2 separate regions of the Mus musculus genome follow, and region 2 is linked to region 1. The links are chromatin loops, found by intact Hi-C in ENCODE. Cell type or tissue: heart. All regions are shown on one strand. Links, peaks and the distances in the headings refer to the core of each region. The heading gives the core; the rest is flanking DNA.

Evidence for each region. Hi-C counts contacts between places; a loop is a spot of excess contacts. Peaks named below come from ENCODE experiments on the same cell type or tissue, not always from the same donor. Only the 100,000 strongest peaks of a DNase experiment are listed, where the experiment ranks them.
Region 2: a loop joins it to region 1, with 2.1 times the contacts of the local background. A loop is called at or near these places in 1 of 42 quality-filtered maps.

Annotation. Positions count from the first base shown.
Region 1 is chr3:21,815,888-21,818,707 of GRCm38, forward strand. No RefSeq gene overlaps it. Among named protein-coding and RNA genes, the nearest start is that of 7530428D23Rik, 17 kb to the left of the region's middle. In heart, for the core only: no CTCF peak of the experiment used is centred there; a DNase peak (open chromatin) is centred at 1,354.
Region 2 is chr3:21,761,029-21,763,848 of GRCm38, forward strand. All of the region lies in intron 1 of 7530428D23Rik (RIKEN cDNA 7530428D23 gene), which reads right to left. Among named protein-coding and RNA genes, the nearest start is that of 7530428D23Rik, 38 kb to the right of the region's middle. In heart, for the core only: no CTCF peak of the experiment used is centred there; no DNase peak of the experiment used is centred there.

The DNA of each region.
Region 1 (2,820 bases), core at 51-2,550:
TGTCCTTTACCCCAAACCTTACAGCTAAGAAAAATTGAGACACAAAAAGAAGGCAGGTGTAAGAGATGTCATTTCATCAGGACAAGAAATAGAGGTGGCAATTGTTTCTATTCAGAGATATTTAGGCCACCCTGACACTCAGCAGCCTTATGTTACTGGGGGTGCCTGGGTCCCCATACCACCTATTAGTGAGCCTGAGAGTAGACACAGCACTAACCACTAGCCCACTCAGGCTTATCTCTCTTGTACTTTCCTGCCTTAGCTTGCAATCTGAGCATTGGCTCTGAGGTGTTCTTCACGAGAATCGTATCCACAGAAGCCTATATGGCTTCTAAATTCCCACAAGACAATGCACATTGTGGTGGTTTGAATATGCTTGACCCAGGGATTGGCACTCTTTGGAGGTGCAATGTTACTGGAGTAGGTGTGGCTTTGTTGGAGGAAGAGTGTCACTGTGGCTGTGGGCTTTAAGACCCTAGTTCTAGCTGCCTGAAAGCCAGTCTTCTATCAGCCTTCAGATGAAGATATAGAACTCTCAGCTCCTCCTGTACCATGCATGGGTGTTGCTATGCTCTGCCTTGATGAAAATGGACTCAATCTCTGAACCTACAAGCCAGCCCCAAATAAATGTTGTCCTTATAAGAGTTGCCTTGGTCATGGTGTCTGTTCGCAGCAGTAAAAGCCTAACTAAGACACACATTAAGGAACTAAGCAAGGTTCATCTCTCCATTTTTAAATTATTATTAAAACCAGTAAAAATTGCTATACAGTAATTCTGGATCCATCCAAGTCATCTATTAGTATTTCATTCCTTAGGGTCTTAACCATTTCCAAATTTTGGCCATATTAATTTCAGATATAAATAATTTTCTATGCTGTCAGTACTTTAATAAGAATTAGGGTCTCGTTACCTAAGTTTAGAAAAGGCACCAGAGCAACTTGGCAGAGATTTAGTTGGGGAAAGCCCTCTAAGGTGGAAAGAGACTGAAAAGGCCCAATTTTAGAACCAAGGATAAAACCAAGGATAAATTTCATGCACTGAAATTATATGTAGGGCAGACCTAGATCCAGAGTAAAGACACAACTGTTTTTAATAGTAACTGTCTCTTTAAATCTCAGCCTTGGCAACTCAGCCACTGAAATAGGTTAGGGATCTGTGGGTACCGCACAGTGGAACATTTAATCAGAAAACAAAGAACTTTCTGGAACAAAGAAGACAAATAAAAGCCTAGACATGAAAATGTTAACTGGCAACTTAAGTTCAGGGGACAGCCGTGTCCAAATTCACTGGGCTTCTGGCCCAAAAAGCAAACTCTGGAAGACTGGGAAGAGTTACATTGTTTCCAAACTCATGCAGTGGCCAATTGCCATGCTAGCTTGGCTCTTCTGCAGTGAGATATGAGAGATTAACAGAACAAACTGCAATGGCTTAGAAACAAGTATTTCCTAGTTACTACATTAAGATGTGTTTCTTTATTCTCTGGAAAAGAAATGAGTATCCTTTAACATCTTCATGGGAAATACTTGGGTTTATTTCAATGATCTTCTTGTCTGGGTATGATGGCACTGGAACACACTGAATTTATTAGTTAATGACTAATGAATCACATTTTATTTGCATGTTTTAAGACAGTTTCAAAGCTCTTGTGGTTAATTCAAGCAATAAAACATCTCTGAGAAACCATGGCTGAAGTGCTTGCATTGGCTTTGCCTCCTTTATTCAGTGTAGAAGAATGATTCCAGAAGGCAAGCCAGCTATGATTGTGTGCAAAGTGATCACTGCAATTACCCTTTGCGGTGACAAAGACCTCAGAGCATCATGCACTGCTAACATTTGCTCCCCTACTGTGATTAAAAGATGACATGCTGAGACTTACATTCATCAGGCGCCATGAGATTCCAGGGTATTTTTCTCTTGTGTAAAATAGACAGCATTATTTTCCAAACTTGAAGTTCAGGTTTAGGTAATTTTCTTAGATACATAGGATATGACAGAACCAGGCTTAACAGGTGACATGAGTGCCTTTACAGAAAACAGTAACCCTAACTCAGTCCTCAGTTGACTTGAATGGGAAGAATTTGCTAAATTATATACTTAGCAAATAGGCCAGAACTATTCTAACAAAATTCTCTATCATGAGCAACAAGATTCTTGGGTATCACAGTATGAGGAGGTCGGCTGTGAAGAGACAGAGAGCAGGTGAAATAGACTTTAAGGATGGAGACACAGAGGAGCCCAACCCACACAGATATTTCAGAAGGAAGATAGCTACCCACTTTTAGATTTATTCCCTCGATTGTTTAAGTTTACAAGGAACTCCATCAAATAGATCAACCCCTATTCTACACTATGGTTGTTCAGATTTGGGACTGAGGGGAGAGCTTTTCAGGATCTACGTAAACATCAAGTGCTCTCAAATCTTAGAACCTTTATAGCATGTTTTGAGCACTTATCATTAGATACATTTTGAAATATATGAGGAAGATGCATTACTGATATCGAGGAAGGTCAGAGGAAACCAAATAAGTACACCTCATTTGTGGAATGAGTGGGCCCATGAATAAATATGACAAGAGAGACCTAAGTGTTAAAGGATAAAAGTGGGGGTGGGGGGTGTCACATCTCTCTTGAGGCAGAGAAGACCTTTCAACAATGGTGTGTGATATGAGGCTTGCTAGAATAGTAAACAGTGGTGACTGGGGAAAAGTAAGCAAAAGAAATTCCAGGAACACCCACAAAACCCTAAGTGAAAAGGAGTCCACAATTCTGTGGTGAAAAAAAAAATGCTTGAGATGTTTTGACAAGTTGAGGGACAGATC
Region 2 (2,820 bases), core at 141-2,640, 55 kb before region 1:
CTCATGGAGAGACGAGAACAGAGTTCAGATAAGGACAAGGGTCAAAGGAGGAAAGATGAAGTCAGAGGATTATAAATCACCCAGGCAAGAAGGAATGAAAGTTTAGACATTGAGAAGAGGGAAGAACACAGATATCCAAGAGTTATGACCAGAGGAGAAGCTTCACTGTCTCCTCTTACCCCACCTTTCCTACCTCACCTGCAGACAACAGAAAGTCCTTATAGGGACTCAGATACCCCTGATGTAAATACCAACTTGACAGAAGAATACACAGCTACTTAATCACACTAATACTTCATCTCTATGACTAAGCAGTAGGTAATCCCAGACAGCTGCCTAGAAGTTCCCAAACATGAATTTGTTTGGCAAGAAAGACCAAACATTCTGATTTGGGGTTGAGCTTTTGTTCTTTGGCTAAAGGCATTGTGGTCTGTCATACATAGCCAAGATCTCCATCTTCAAATTATCACCCAAGTAAATTTTTTGCAAGCCAATAGTGATTGTTTCCACTTTCAGCCCTAGCCAGAACTCAACTTACATAGAATCCAAGCCTGGGTATTGCTAATACTCCTTGCATTATGACCTGTGGGGTTAGTACTGTACCCCCATGTTTCAATGGTTAGGAAGGCCTTCACCATATTTAGCTTAAAGGAAAGAATCTCAACAAAATATGGCACATCAATTTTGTCGGTGATAATAGGACTATGACTGAGACCTGGGGCTAGAAGGAACCAAGCACTTAGAGCCTTCTTTCTGTGCTATTTTGGCCAAAGTAGGAAGTCTGGAAGATTTTGGTCTACTTATACTCAGGTCTCTTTTCTGTGGGTTCAGCATTAGTAATGCTCCACCTTATTCGAGGCAAGAAGGAGACTGCATAAGTTCTTCAAAGTTTCCTGCTCCTGAAAGCAAAAGCCATTTGTCTGCAGACCTAGGAGATGAGAATTTCTGGGTAAGAATTAGTGGCCATGTTGCTTTAATTATGATGCAAAATACATTGGCACTGGCACATCTGAGTATATCCCTGGCTCCAAACACAGTGGTTTTCAGGGTGGTGCCACGGCTGATGATGTTGCATCATAGCTGAGGCAGACTGGCAAGCTTCCACTCACCCTAGAGTCTCCACTCTCCGTGCCAACATGCTTCACCACCACCCCCCAGCCCACAAATATGCCACACAGGATCTTCCACAAACACACCATTTTCCCTTCAGGAAACAGTGTGGCTGTCCCATCCTCATTTCTTTTGGGACGTGCATTCTATTTTGCCCAGATTCTCTGAAAATCAGATGAGGCTTACCTCTAACCTAGCAGAACTTTGCCCAGACTTGCTGACCACAGGTGCCACTTCCTCAGCAAAAATACCTGCAGCCCAGCCATTTTTTGCTTTAGCTGAGTTACAGAATTCTTTAGAAGCTAACAGCACGACTATCAATCTGCCTTCCCAGAATTGCTTGGAATGTCTTCCTTTCTCAGTGGCTGCTAGGTACCTGTACAGGACCTAGGTGAGGGAAAGGCCATGGCCTGCCCATATCTAGGCTGCCTTTCTCCTTCCTGAACTCCACTTTTCCAGGAAGCCTCAGAGTAAACTAAGACACTGTGAATCTTTTGTCAGGACTCTGGTGTCCTTTGAAATAAATTAGTCTTAAATGGTATGTACCTCAAATTTAACTGATTAGTGACCCATGTTAGAATGAGATCAGAAAGGGATTTAAAAAAATATATTGTATCACTTTGACCATTTTCATTGCCTTTCTTTTAATCCATTTGTCCATTTAAGAATTTTTTTAAATTGTTCTTGTTAAATACAAAGGATAATGATAAGTTAAATAAAAACAAGATTATTGACCTATGAGAGTGTTTCATAGGAGACTACTTCTAAAAGATATCAGAACAATGTATATATCAAGGAGAAAGAAAGTGTACCACTTACTATTGAAATAGTGCTTTAACAATAAAAGAGACACTGGAAAGATGGCTCAACAATTAAAAGTGCATACTGTTCTTGCAGAGAACCTGAATTCAGTTCCTTGTACCAGTGCCAGGCAGCTCACAACATCCTATAACTCCAGCTGCAGAGGATCTGACACCTCTGGACTCTATAAGTACCTATATCCTCCCACCCACATGCAAACACACAGATACACTGTAAAACAGATAATGAAAATAAGTCTTTAAATGAATACATAAACTAAAAAGAAACCACCACGTGTATGTCCAATAATTCTCCCTTGTATTTTCTCTCCTTGGGAAAACTAAAACAAGAGATACCTCTACCTTAGAGACATGATTAGAAGAAAGAAAGAAAGAAAGAAAGAAAGAAAGAAAGAAAGAAAGAAAGAAAGAAAGAAAGAAAGAAAGAAAGAAAGAAAGAAAGAAAACTCTCACCTAAAAGGAAATGAATGATTATTATGGAGCTAGATATTAATTACTATTATCTGGGAATACGGATTTAGTTTGTCCTGAAAAGGCAAGCTCCACTATGATAGTGATACGTGGGATTTTTAAGTTAGGAAACAAAAAAGTCATATTTGAAGGCATTTATTGAAGGCATTGATAGGCAGGTTACAAAAAAAGCAGAGAAAACTTCTATATATTTCAGAATTATCTAATGACATTCTTAGATTCTGAGTTTATGGAAGCTAGTCTTCTGCTAACATTTTTCAAATATATTTTCAAGACTTTAATAGACAGAATGACACTAGATCAGACACAGGAGTGGATAAGGAATGGTTTTCAAAAGGACCTAAAATAGGCCAGGATAACTTGACCCTTACATTTTAATACTCTACAACCCAAAAGTTGGTCATTTAGCCTAGAATCA